Regions from separate parts of the Homo sapiens genome. Here all the other regions are linked to region 2. Evidence: chromatin contacts called from ENCODE Hi-C or POLR2A ChIA-PET data. All regions are on one chromosome and are shown on one strand. Each heading gives the region's core, a stretch centred on a gene start or an enhancer-like site at or near the end of the contact. The rest is flanking DNA. Distances are from core to core; before and after follow the strand shown.

Region 1 (3,731 bases), core at 799-3,298, 150 kb after region 2:
ACATTTTAATGTCTTAAGACATTTTTTCAATATCACAAAAAGATTTTACTGCGTATTTTGCAAAGAAAAAAAGCTCACTACCTTTAGCTTGCACATACTTGCAAAGTTAATTAAAAGGCTTTTTGTTTTAAAGGGGATTTTGTAAAATATCCATATAAATAATGTATTTATCTTTCGAATTTGTACATTGCTTTTCCCTTCTTCCTCTTCCTTCCACCCCCAATTTATTTTATTGTGTATGTTTGCTACGTGAAAAGTGCGTATTTGTTTGGTCACCTACACTTGTATTAGCTGTTTCAATGTGATTTTTAAACATTTCATTTATAGTTATTTTTAGTATTGTTATAAACCATGCTTCAGTTTTTTTAATTTCCACCCAAAAGTCATTGTCTATTTTTGTATTATTTGTAAGTTAAGAAGTTTTTTCCAATATATGGCAAAAAAAAAAAAATAGTAGCATATTATTCTTGTAGTATTTAGTTCAGTAGATTTAAAAAAAAATGTATCCTTTGCTTTGGAAGCTTACAAAACAACCCTAATGCTGTTTTACTCTATTAATATGCATGGAATCTCTCCCTTTGGAGTGACGCATTTTGTGCATTAAATTCTAGGGAGAAACTTCATAGAAATCAATGAACATACTTTCTTTCTTAAGTCTGCTTGTATATTTCCTCTGTCTTTCACATAAATATAAACCAGCAGATTGGATGCCTTAACAATGCAAATCATATTCATTTCACTTGTACATTGTAACTGTGCACCAGAACTGTCAGTCATCACTAACATTCTAAGAAAAAAGAAAAAGAAAAAAAGAAAAAAAAAAAAACAAAGAAATCGAAAAGCACAAAAGAACTGTTTTGTTACCTTAAGACAATGTAACTTTTTCTAGTAGAGCAAGAAATCATTTACAACAATGCTGCAACTGTGCATGCCCCCATATGGATTTTGCAATGGTTTTCACTAGGCTGTCAAGAGTGCGATTTTTATGGGTTGGGGTGGGTGGGGGAGGGGAGTTGTGGGAGGGTAGGGGAGGGAGGAAAGCTGTTTTTCATGGTGAGAAATAATAATGATGACTAATAATAATAAAAAAAACTGGAAAATGTAAGCAAGGTGGACGCATTGCTTCTCGGTACTCAGAAAGGTTATCTGAATTTGCGTGGTAAGCGCTGGCCTGAAGATGTACACAAGTTAAAGCCATATTTTATCTGGTGAGCCCCTTAACTGTTTCTGAAGGAATGAACGGTCAGCCGGGAAGGTGTCCGGCTTAGACCTTGACAACAGACACTACCCATCTGTCAGCCATGTGCAGTGGTTAGAACTCTTCTTGAAAGTCCAAAGAGCCTTTAAAATGTGTATAATTTGTGTTTTGTTGCTTCTATTTCTATTGATTAGATGAAAAGACATTCTGGCCCTCTGATCCTCTTTCTTCTCCACAAAAGTTTTACAAATAAAAGATGTTCCCCTAAATACAGAATATGGCTTTAAGAAGAAAATGAAATGAAGAATTAAATTAAGATTTCAGTGTTGGGGGAAAAAATACAGCTTCTGGATGACTGGATTGCATAACATTGCCCTGGCCTCACATTGTACTAGGATGCAGCTTAAATGAAGTCATCTCTAAATCTACTAACCTTTCACCTTCTTATCAAAACTTTTTGAATAGACACACACTGTACAGTTCAATTGTTAGAGAACCTAACTACTGTAGAGATTGTTAAATTTTTTTTTTTTTTTTGCAAAAATTCAAGCTGTAAAAACTTTTCAACTTTCACAATATTTAATTAAAGTTACTTCCTGTCTGTGATGGCAGCTCCTAGTTGTGTATTCATTTCTCTATTTCAGATGAGCCAAAGTCCAACATAATGTAAAAGGTCTGTGTTTGCAATGACTCAGATCAGTCTTGATACCCAGTGAAAAGGAATTAGGGTAGTGCTGGGACACCCTCTTTCTTATGTAGGTCCTTGGGGATTTGCTAATCTGGGATGCAAATTGAACACGCGCAGCGTACTGCTGCCCTCTGCCGGCGGTAGCTGGATGTGCACATGCCCACACCGGTCCATATAGGAGCCAAGAGCCCCCAGCAACTTCAACAGCCAAGCCCTGAGATCCTCCTGCGTGATTGAACTGTGAATCCAGGAAGTGGCCATTCTAGAACCCCTATCCTTCGTGCTACAAATCTGAACCAAGCTTTTCACACACAGCTGCTAATTAATCCCAGCGAGCCTTCTGGTCAACTAATTATGTGCCCTGGCTCATTGATGAGGAGGCATGTGTGAACTGAGCCTTCTGTTATCAATATTTTTTAACCCCACATGAATAAGATACTTTTCCTGTTGGACAGGAGTGAAACATTCCACAAATACTAGATAGGTACCTACTCATGTAAAATTGTTTCACTTTAAATTCCATCATGATCATGAGTCTTTCTAAATGCACACTCAATGATTTTCCTACTTTTACAGTTATTGAACATGATGAGGTTAATGATACTTGTAAAATGCCTCAAAAACTCAGCAGATAGGCTGTAGGCCAACGGAAACTTGATGGCCAGAGGTGATAGGATGGCTGCAACACAGTCACATGTGGTGGGCACTGTTTCGGCTTTGGAATATAGCCCGATTTGAGTAATGAAAGAGAGTGATATATAAGTTAGAGAAGCTGCCATCCTTTTAAAGAAACTTGCTGAAAAGTGTGGCCATTCAATATATGTTTCTTTTGAATTCTGTGTTTGATATAGTTTCCTGTATTAGATGCAGAAGATAAAGATTGAACAAGAGGCCCCTTTTCTCAGGATGCACACCATCTCAGAAAAGACACACTTATATTCAAATTATGCTAGAATGGTCGGCCAGGCTGAGACAGGTGTGCCACAATGCTCCACAGAGCACAGCTGACGTCCACACCTCTGACACGCTGGCCCCTACAGTCTTTAAGGGCTACCTCTTGAAAGTGCTCATTCACTCGATCGTTCATTTATTCATTCATGCTTGTAAACTTTGCGCGTTTCCTATGCCTCTGGTGCTAGGCAAGACATGGTGATACATCGGTGGGCCATGGTGACATTATACCCACTTGGAGCTCATACTTGAGTGGGGCAAATGAACGTTAAGCAGCCACTCAAGTGCCTGTAACAAACGAATCATGGTAATGAAGAAAATGTCTACAATGCTCTGAAAGTACATTGCAGCAGGATCTGATTTAACCTGAAGTGCTGGGAAAGGCTCCAGAGAAAGTAACATTTGAGCTGAGGTATAAAAGCTCAGCAGGAGCTAACCAGGTGGGCCTGGCCCCTTAGGCAGAGGAAATGAGGGAGGTGTAAGAACACTGAGCTTTGGAGCACATAAGGTACATTTAGGAACAGAAAAACTATGTGAGTGGAGTGTGCAGATGTGCACAATGAGACTGTGGGGCTTGGGAGTTCAATTCAGAACATGTCCTGAGCACCTACCACGTGCCTGGTACTGTGCTAGCTGCCAGGTACACTAAGCAAATGGGCCATAGTTCCTGCCTGTAGGGCCTATGGCAAGGCTCATAAACTCACAGCCCCATATTTGTTCATAGGGGCTATGCTGGTTAAAAAATCGGGGTGGGCCAGGCACGGTGGCTCACGCCTGTAATCCCAGCACTTAGGGAGGCCGAGGAGGGTGGATCACGAGGTCAGGAGATTGAGACCATCTTGGCTAACATGGTGAAACCTTGTCTCTACTAAAAATACCAAAAAAAATTAGCTG
Region 2 (3,357 bases), core at 200-2,699:
CATTAAGAGTTTTAACTAAGGGTTTCAACAAAAGTCAACAGAATGGTCTGTAGAATTTTGGAGAAGAAACTAAACAGACTTTAGTTATATGGCCTTTTATTCCTTTGGGTTACACTTGAATGATGGGAAAACAATGGCAGGTTTAACTTGGAGATAAAAATTTCTCAACATCAAAGTTTAAAATATTAAGTAGGAAGTTAAGGACACCAATGGTGTGGAGCCTTCCCAGTTGATACTCATGTATGAATTATGCAATATGAAACTAATAAATGATGTACATTTTACAGAGTGTGAGATGGATAGCTCTTAACTGTTCACATTTGAGTTAAATGGTAAATCTTAGAGCATAGAAACTTTGAGAAAGCCACTCGTAATCTTTAGTTCCTAATTTATTCCTTGTAGAATGGGGCCAACATCCCTAGGTTCTGTGCTGAATGATATTCACTTGAAGTTTTACAATGCAGTTGTTTGTTATTTCATTAAAGTAGTGCCTATTCATAGAAAAGTCAGAAAATATAGAAGAAAGAAATAATCTTTGTGCTATAATTCAAAGCTAACTGCCATTAATATTTGCAGGTAGTTTAAGTCAGCTGTGTATTCAGTGCTTTGCATGTACAGCTGTGCAAGGAGCTGTCAGGAATGGAAAGGCACTATCAGAAGTCCGTGGTGTCTTGCAGGGGCAGACCATTATACAAGCAACTGCAGGCCTTGCAGTGAAGACCAAGTGTGACAAGTGCTGTAACAGAGTGTAGGTGGCAGGGATTAATTCTAGCTCTGGGTATCTGGGAAGGTTTCATGAGCTCAGTACATTTATACCGCACCTGGAGGGATAAGTGGGATGATGGGAAGCTGAGATGGTGTGGGAGTGAGGGAGGCATTTCAGATCCAGGGAGGCAGCCTATGGTGAAGGCAGGAAGGAGATTTCATGTTCAGGGCACAGGATGTAGCTTGGTGTGACTTAGCAAAGAATGCTGAAAAGTGAAGAGTAGGAGAGCATATTATTGGCATTATTAGGGACTTTGAAAGATTCACTGATCTAGCCCCTGCCAGAACAGCCACAACTGATTAATATTTTAAAAGTATTCAATCTTCCTTGGCAATTACTTGAATACTCTATCATCCTAAGAGTCAAAAGTTTTCCTGGGAATTTGAATGTAAAGAGTTGTCTTCTTTTTTACTTTTCTTTTGGAGAAAAACTTGAACCAAAATCATGGTGCTCTTAGTAAAATTGGTATTGAATGAGAAGCATCACTACATATTGGACTCTCTGGAAAGGTCTGTTGGTTGAGTAAGTGAATGAATGTGTGACAACGAACATTTGTACTTTTTGAAGTCTTGAATCATAAGTTGAGCATCCAGGCAGAACTGTATGCCTCAGTTACTGTGGACTTGAACTTCTTGATCTCTCTCTGACATCTGTCACCTCCACAGGGGAAGTTAATATCGAAACCCTCTGAGTCCTTAGAAGGGAAAAGTGAAATTCTAACGTGAGATTCTAAATGAATCTGCTTTAAAATGCTAAACACATATGTACTGAACAAGGAGATATTAACAGCCTTTCATTTTCAACCCCTGGCTTTCTGTCTGCATGAAACACACACAAAAGTAGTGACTGGTGACTATCATAATTACATATAGTATAATTTAATCCTTATGGTGATGTTCATTGACACTTCCCAAGAGACCCAGATTACATTGGTTTTGTTTTGGCCACTGTTCTCCATATTTGGGTTGGTTCTGTTACCAGATCACCCACTGGTCTTTCATTATGGTTAAAATGCATTTGAGGGATCACAAATAGGGTGAGAGTGGTTGGGAGCAAACTCAAAAAATATTAAAATTTATAATTGGCTATAATCTAGTGAAAGTGTTGGCATTTCTAGTGAAATGATTATGCTGGCTTCAGTTGTAATTTTGAATGAATCTGGTGATGATAATAAGAATATAACCAGAATGGTCAATGATCCCACGATATATATATAACATGTAAAGAATATAGTTTAATGGATGTGGGCTTTGGAGTCAAACTGCCTATGTTCAAATCTCAGCTCCACTTGTTACTAGATGGGAAACCTTGGGCAAATTACCTTACCTCTTGGTAGCATTATCTGTAAAATGAGAAAAGAAGTAGAATCTCATAGGACTGTTGTACAGAGTAAACTGATACATGCAAAGCACTCAGGACACGGCCTTACACATGGTGCAGTGCTTGTGTTTGCTGTAGTAACTGCTAAGTTGAGGAGCTGAGGCTCCTTCTGCCTCATTTTTTATGCTTGGCTTTGTGGGGTGGGTCGCTGTTACTGAAGCAAAGTTGCCACCTGCCTGTGCATCCTTTTCAGCCTGGGGAAAGATTTACACCAGTAATCCAGAAGTGCAAGTCCTGATACCTTTGCTCAAAACCTGTCCCTTGGTCTGCAGGAACTCTGTGGCCATGATTCCCAGTAGAAATTTGGTTCCTTGTAATGGAAACAGTTTAAAACAAATGTGTCCTCAGTCTGTCCCCAGTTCCAAGAAGGACAGACGGACACTTGGTTTTGTGATCTGCCTCATTTCTGCCACATTTCAAATCATTAGGATGACTTCAAATATTCGCCCAGGGCCAGAGTTTGCACCTTAATATGTTTTGGCAAGAAACACTTGGCATTTGAGTAATCTGTGTAAAAGAACATCCGTGAGGATAAACATCTTCTCTACCACACATGAACTTAGAATTCTTTCTCTCTTAAATTTCCAGTCAGACATTGCTAGGGGAGTAAGTTGGGCCAGATAGCCAGAAGTCAGTGTTAAGCTACAGCCCCCTTGCTCTAACCTCCCTTCTCTGTGTCATTTCTAAGAAATTGTAATTTTTTCTTTCCCCATTGGCAACTGGTTAGTTGTCCTGTCCTCTACCTATTCACTGTCTCAAGACTTTTTCCTGCCTTTCAGATTTGACTTCTAGTATGAGGAGACCTACGTGGAGTGCGTCCTTTTCCTTAAAACTATTTTTAAATTCTTTCATTGGCTGCTGTGCTATGACAAAACCATTTTGTTTTTTTAAATTCTTGCCACTAATGATGCCCTTCCCTCAAGGGCATACTCTGAGCTCTGAGGTAATGAATGCTTTTCAGGTTGATCATGTTCATCCCTTCAGGCTGAGAACACTTTCCAGAAATGCCCAAGATCTAAAGGACCTTGGCCAGTGGAAAAGGTAAACTTCTTGAAATCAGTGGCCAAGAATAGGGGCAGCCACATGCTCTCCCCCTGGGATCCCCAAGATAGTGCCACAACTCGGTACCATTCCACCCTCCACTGCAGGGAGAGAGGAGAGAATTTGCTTCATCTGTGCAGAATTCCCTCCAGGATCTTATTCCTCCCCTT
Region 3 (3,752 bases), core at 703-3,202, 200 kb before region 2:
TGTAATATGTAAAATAAGGGGCCAGAGGCAGAGTAAAATTAGTCTTTTCTTGGTTACAGATGACTGGTGTGGCAGTGACTGGCATTGGCGTTTTGCATGTTCTATGTGTTATTGTCATTACTGTAATTACTGATGATAACTAACCATTTATGAAGCCACATATTAGCTGAATTCTGGGTATTCTCTCATTTAATCCTTACAGCAATTCTATGTGCTGAGTATTCTTATTTCTCCCATTTTACAGATGAGGAAACTGGGGCTTCAGTTGGTTAAATAACTTGCCCAACGTCAACATAGCTATTAAGTGGTGGAGCTGGGATGCCAACCTTGCAGTGTCTGACCCCAAAGATCAGGGTTTTAATCATAACACTATTCTGCCTCTATTTAAAAACTAACATTTCCATTTTCTAAGCGCAGCCCTTAATATATTCATTTAGGCAAATTTCCATCCTTTGCTGGCGTAATCGCTATTCCTTTTGTTGGTCATTGCTCCCCTGGGCTTCCTTCAAACATGGTCAGAGGTGCCCCAGACTTTTTAAAGATGGAAGAAAGGCCACATGGCCCTGCATAATTTGACCGAGACAGCTGTGCAGTTGGTTGTCTCATTTAAATTACAACCACAAAAAAGATGTGCCAGGCTTCATTGACACAAAGCTAAGGGCAGGAACACGGAACCGTTTCCTGAACCTGCCCTGGGTTCCTGCCAAAGGTAAGCAGCCACGCTCAGCAGGGTCTCACGGACCACTGAGGAGGCAGTGAGCTTCACTAAAACAATTATCCCTCCCCAGGGCTCTGCCGAAGGTTTGCAGCTCCAAATTCTCATGGTAAAGGATCCGTCCAGTCTCTGAATTCCAGCTTAGAATGGCTGACCTAGGCAGGACAATTCCTCTGAGAGCGAGGGAGAAAAAACAAAAGTGTGGGATTTAAAAGGCTGGTATTGCAAAGGATCATCTTGACAGGCTGTGGCTCAGATTTAGAGAAACCCCGAACTGATTTGCAGAGGACTGAACACCAAACCTTGTAACCACAGAGCAGACTTCGGGGAGGTAGTCATAGGACCTGACAAGCAATCTTTTAATACAGAATCTGGTACAAAGATCCATGTGTGTATTTTTGCTGTGGTTTTTTTTTTTTTTCTATATCTTTTGGAATGGAGTCTAATCGTCCAAAGGATAGTTTTCACGTGTAGTGTTTTTCTCTTTGATTTGAGATAGGAGGTTTTCTGTGGCTGCTAAGCAATACACATATACCTACGTGGCATACAATGTCTTTTTTTTTTGGTGGAATTCTTAGCATGCATATTTTTCTCAGCTAAATGATTTTTAACAGCAGTTATTTAGTTCCTATTGCACCTTTCCAAAATTGCGTTCATGGTAGATACTTCTCAAATAAGGTTTAGTTTTATTAAAATTCTTACGTCTTTCTGAAACAAATATACTAAATCTTCCAGAAGAGCCCATAATAATAATAATTTTTTTGCGTGTGTCTTATGAGCCTGTGCGTATGTGTGCACCACGCAGATTTGTGTACACATTTGTATGTAATACTGTTACAACTATAAATGGCAAAAGAACGTATTTTAAGCCTCTTGGGGTTTCAACAAATTGTGATAAAAGGGTGGTGGTGGCCGAGATGACTTTCTCCCACTCTATTAAGAAAAAGTGCAAAATGAATGAGGGCAAACTGCTGGCTGCGATTGTGATTGTGCACAACTGCAAAGCGGGATCGGCTGGGATGGAGGCCACGGAGCAGGAACACCCCGTGTCTTGCCCCCCCTTCTGAATGCCTCTCAGTAGTGGCATTGTGGGGACTCATGAATTACTTCTTACAGTCGGGGCTCCTTGCTATAAATCCAGCCCTGGTGCCGAGCGCACTGTGGGCAGCGGAGCACCGAGCCGGGCCGGCGGTGTTTGTGTTGTTGTTAGCGACACGTAGCGAGTTCCTCCTAAGCGGAAAGGCCCCGGCTCCAGTTTGTCGCCAGCGAAAGCCGAAACACGAGTCGCACATGTGGAGCGGGAGCCGTCAGCCGCCGGGCGGCGGGGTGGGGGGGTGGGGGGCTGCGGGAGCGGGGGGGAGGGGGAGGGAATGCGGCCCGAGGCGGGGCCTAGCGCTCACCGGGGGATTTGTTTGGGGGGCTGGGGAGGGGAGAGAGGGGACAGGGTGGGAGCAAAGAAAGTAGCCCAAGGGGAACCAGGAAAAGGATGCCTTGACCTCTAAATGTTGTGCCCTCCCCGTGACATCTCACTACTTGTGAGAATATTTGAGAATTAAAATAAAAAAAAAAGGAACCCTTTGTGGTGCGGCTTCAAAATGGTTTTCCTTCCCAGGATATCCTGTGCCTGTCTTTGGGTGAGTTTTTCATAGGTTACTTGGTTAGGAGACTTCTCCTATCCCTTTAAGAGGTAAAAACATAAAAAACAAATGTAAATGTAGGGACTTTAACACTTCCCCCCTTCCTAACATTCGTATAATTGCTGTTAAGCCACACTGAAAACCCTGGGGCCTGGTGTTCACCAGGGTAAAGTTACATTTCACAAGCAGAAAATTGACTCACCACTTAGGAAAATTGGCTACCAATTATGTGTCAAAGGCTCTAAAGTCAGACCTGAGGTTTTCTTTTTGCCAGAATGGGGAATTAAAAAGAGCACAGGCACCCAGCTTTGTACCCACTACTCCCTCCGGGAGCAATTCTTGCTTGCCGCTGGGTTTCTTCTGAGTTTGCTTCTAAGCCTTGGCGGGGAAGGAGGGCTCCTGGCTGAACCCAGCCAGACTGGCTAGCAGGATGAACGGAGGCAGGAGTCAGTCAACCCTTATAAGGGAGTTCATGCACAAGTATGTTACAAACATGCTTATGGCCTGTGTGCAGAAAGTAACTGGTGGCCTAGCACAGTTGACCAAAGTTCTGAGAGCTATGACTGAGACTCAGGGGCCCAGGGGAGCTGGAGAAAGGAGGGGCTTCTGAAGGCCAAGTCACTAAAGTCAAGGGACATCTGCTGTCTCTGGTGACATGTTTATCACACCCACACCACGTACATTGTCCTGGAAATTTATTGTTGTCTCCTCTTGTAGGAGAAGCCACCTGGGCAGGAGGGGAGACAGTCCCTTGTGGGAGGACTGATGGTCCTGGTGGGGAAGCATGGAGGGGTAGAAGTCAAGAGAGAACAAGAGGAAGAGACAGACAGGGATACAGAGTCATAGATACAGGGGCAGAGGAAGAGCAATGCAGAGAGGGAGAGGGAGGAGAGGAGAGAGAGAGGGAGGAGAGGAGAGAGAGAGGGAGGAGAGGAGAGAGAGAGAAAAGAGAGAAGAGAGAGAGAGAGAGAGAGAGAGAGAGAAAGAGAAACGAACCTCTTGTTTACTTCTCTCCCCGCTGTCCCCTGGTTCTCCTGTATCCACTTTCTTGACATACTCCTTGCCTTCTTCCAAGGCCTGCTTTCTGTTCCTGTCAGAGTGGCTTATCCTTGGTTTTGTTTTTAATGCCGTGAAATTAAACCTTATTTAGTGCTTCATTTTCTGCCTCTAGAGGGAGAGAAAGAGAAAGCGTTAGGACCCACCAAATTGAATGAATTTGCTGTGCTGTGTCGGAGAGAGTTAGTTTTGTAGGACAACCGGGATGTAAAATCATTCTGGAGATTATCACCAGATAAGCACCCCTCCCAAGAACACGATGTGATATGTAATAATTTTAGTGAGGAAAACCATCCTTGTTTTGCCTTCTGGGAAATCTTATGCTATTTCTATTTGATTCTAAC

What was found. Hi-C counts contacts between places; a loop is a spot of excess contacts on that map. ChIA-PET counts read pairs that join two places held with the same protein, here RNA polymerase II (POLR2A). Pooled maps may share reads with other maps.
Region 1: a map of PC-3 shows a loop between it and region 2 (2.5-fold over the local background). The contact joins two enhancer-like sites. A Hi-C loop is called at or near these places in 1 of 168 maps with a recorded cell type or tissue (PC-3), 6 of 37 single-sample maps with no recorded cell type and 5 of 50 pooled maps. POLR2A ChIA-PET finds 5 or more read pairs at or near these places in 2 of 52 experiments (OCI-LY7 and activated T-cell).
Region 3: a map with no recorded cell type shows a loop between it and region 2 (4-fold over the local background). The contact joins two enhancer-like sites. A Hi-C loop is called at or near these places in 1 of 37 single-sample maps with no recorded cell type and 3 of 50 pooled maps. POLR2A ChIA-PET finds 5 or more read pairs at or near these places in 2 of 52 experiments (B cell and activated B cell).

Annotation. Positions count from the first base shown.
Region 1 is chr5:158,693,993-158,697,723 of GRCh38, reverse strand. EBF1 (EBF transcription factor 1) reads left to right here. Exons shown (of 16, transcript NM_024007.5): 16 at 1-1,804. Among named protein-coding and RNA genes, the nearest start is that of LINC02227, 290 kb to the right of the region's middle. Within about 2 kb of position 2,048, at least 7 of the 41 ENCODE cell types and tissues checked have a DNase peak (open chromatin) inside an H3K27ac peak, as active enhancers do.
Region 2 is chr5:158,846,908-158,850,264 of GRCh38, reverse strand. All of the region lies in intron 6 of EBF1 (EBF transcription factor 1), which reads left to right. Among named protein-coding and RNA genes, the nearest start is that of EBF1, 250 kb to the left of the region's middle. Within about 2 kb of position 1,449, at least 2 of the 41 ENCODE cell types and tissues checked have a DNase peak (open chromatin) inside an H3K27ac peak, as active enhancers do; they include B cell, where a contact is called at or near this core.
Region 3 is chr5:159,049,736-159,053,487 of GRCh38, reverse strand. The region is part of intron 6 of EBF1 (EBF transcription factor 1); the gene reads left to right. Among named protein-coding and RNA genes, the nearest start is that of EBF1, 48 kb to the left of the region's middle. Within about 2 kb of position 1,952, at least 23 of the 41 ENCODE cell types and tissues checked have a DNase peak (open chromatin) inside an H3K27ac peak, as active enhancers do; they include B cell, where a contact is called at or near this core.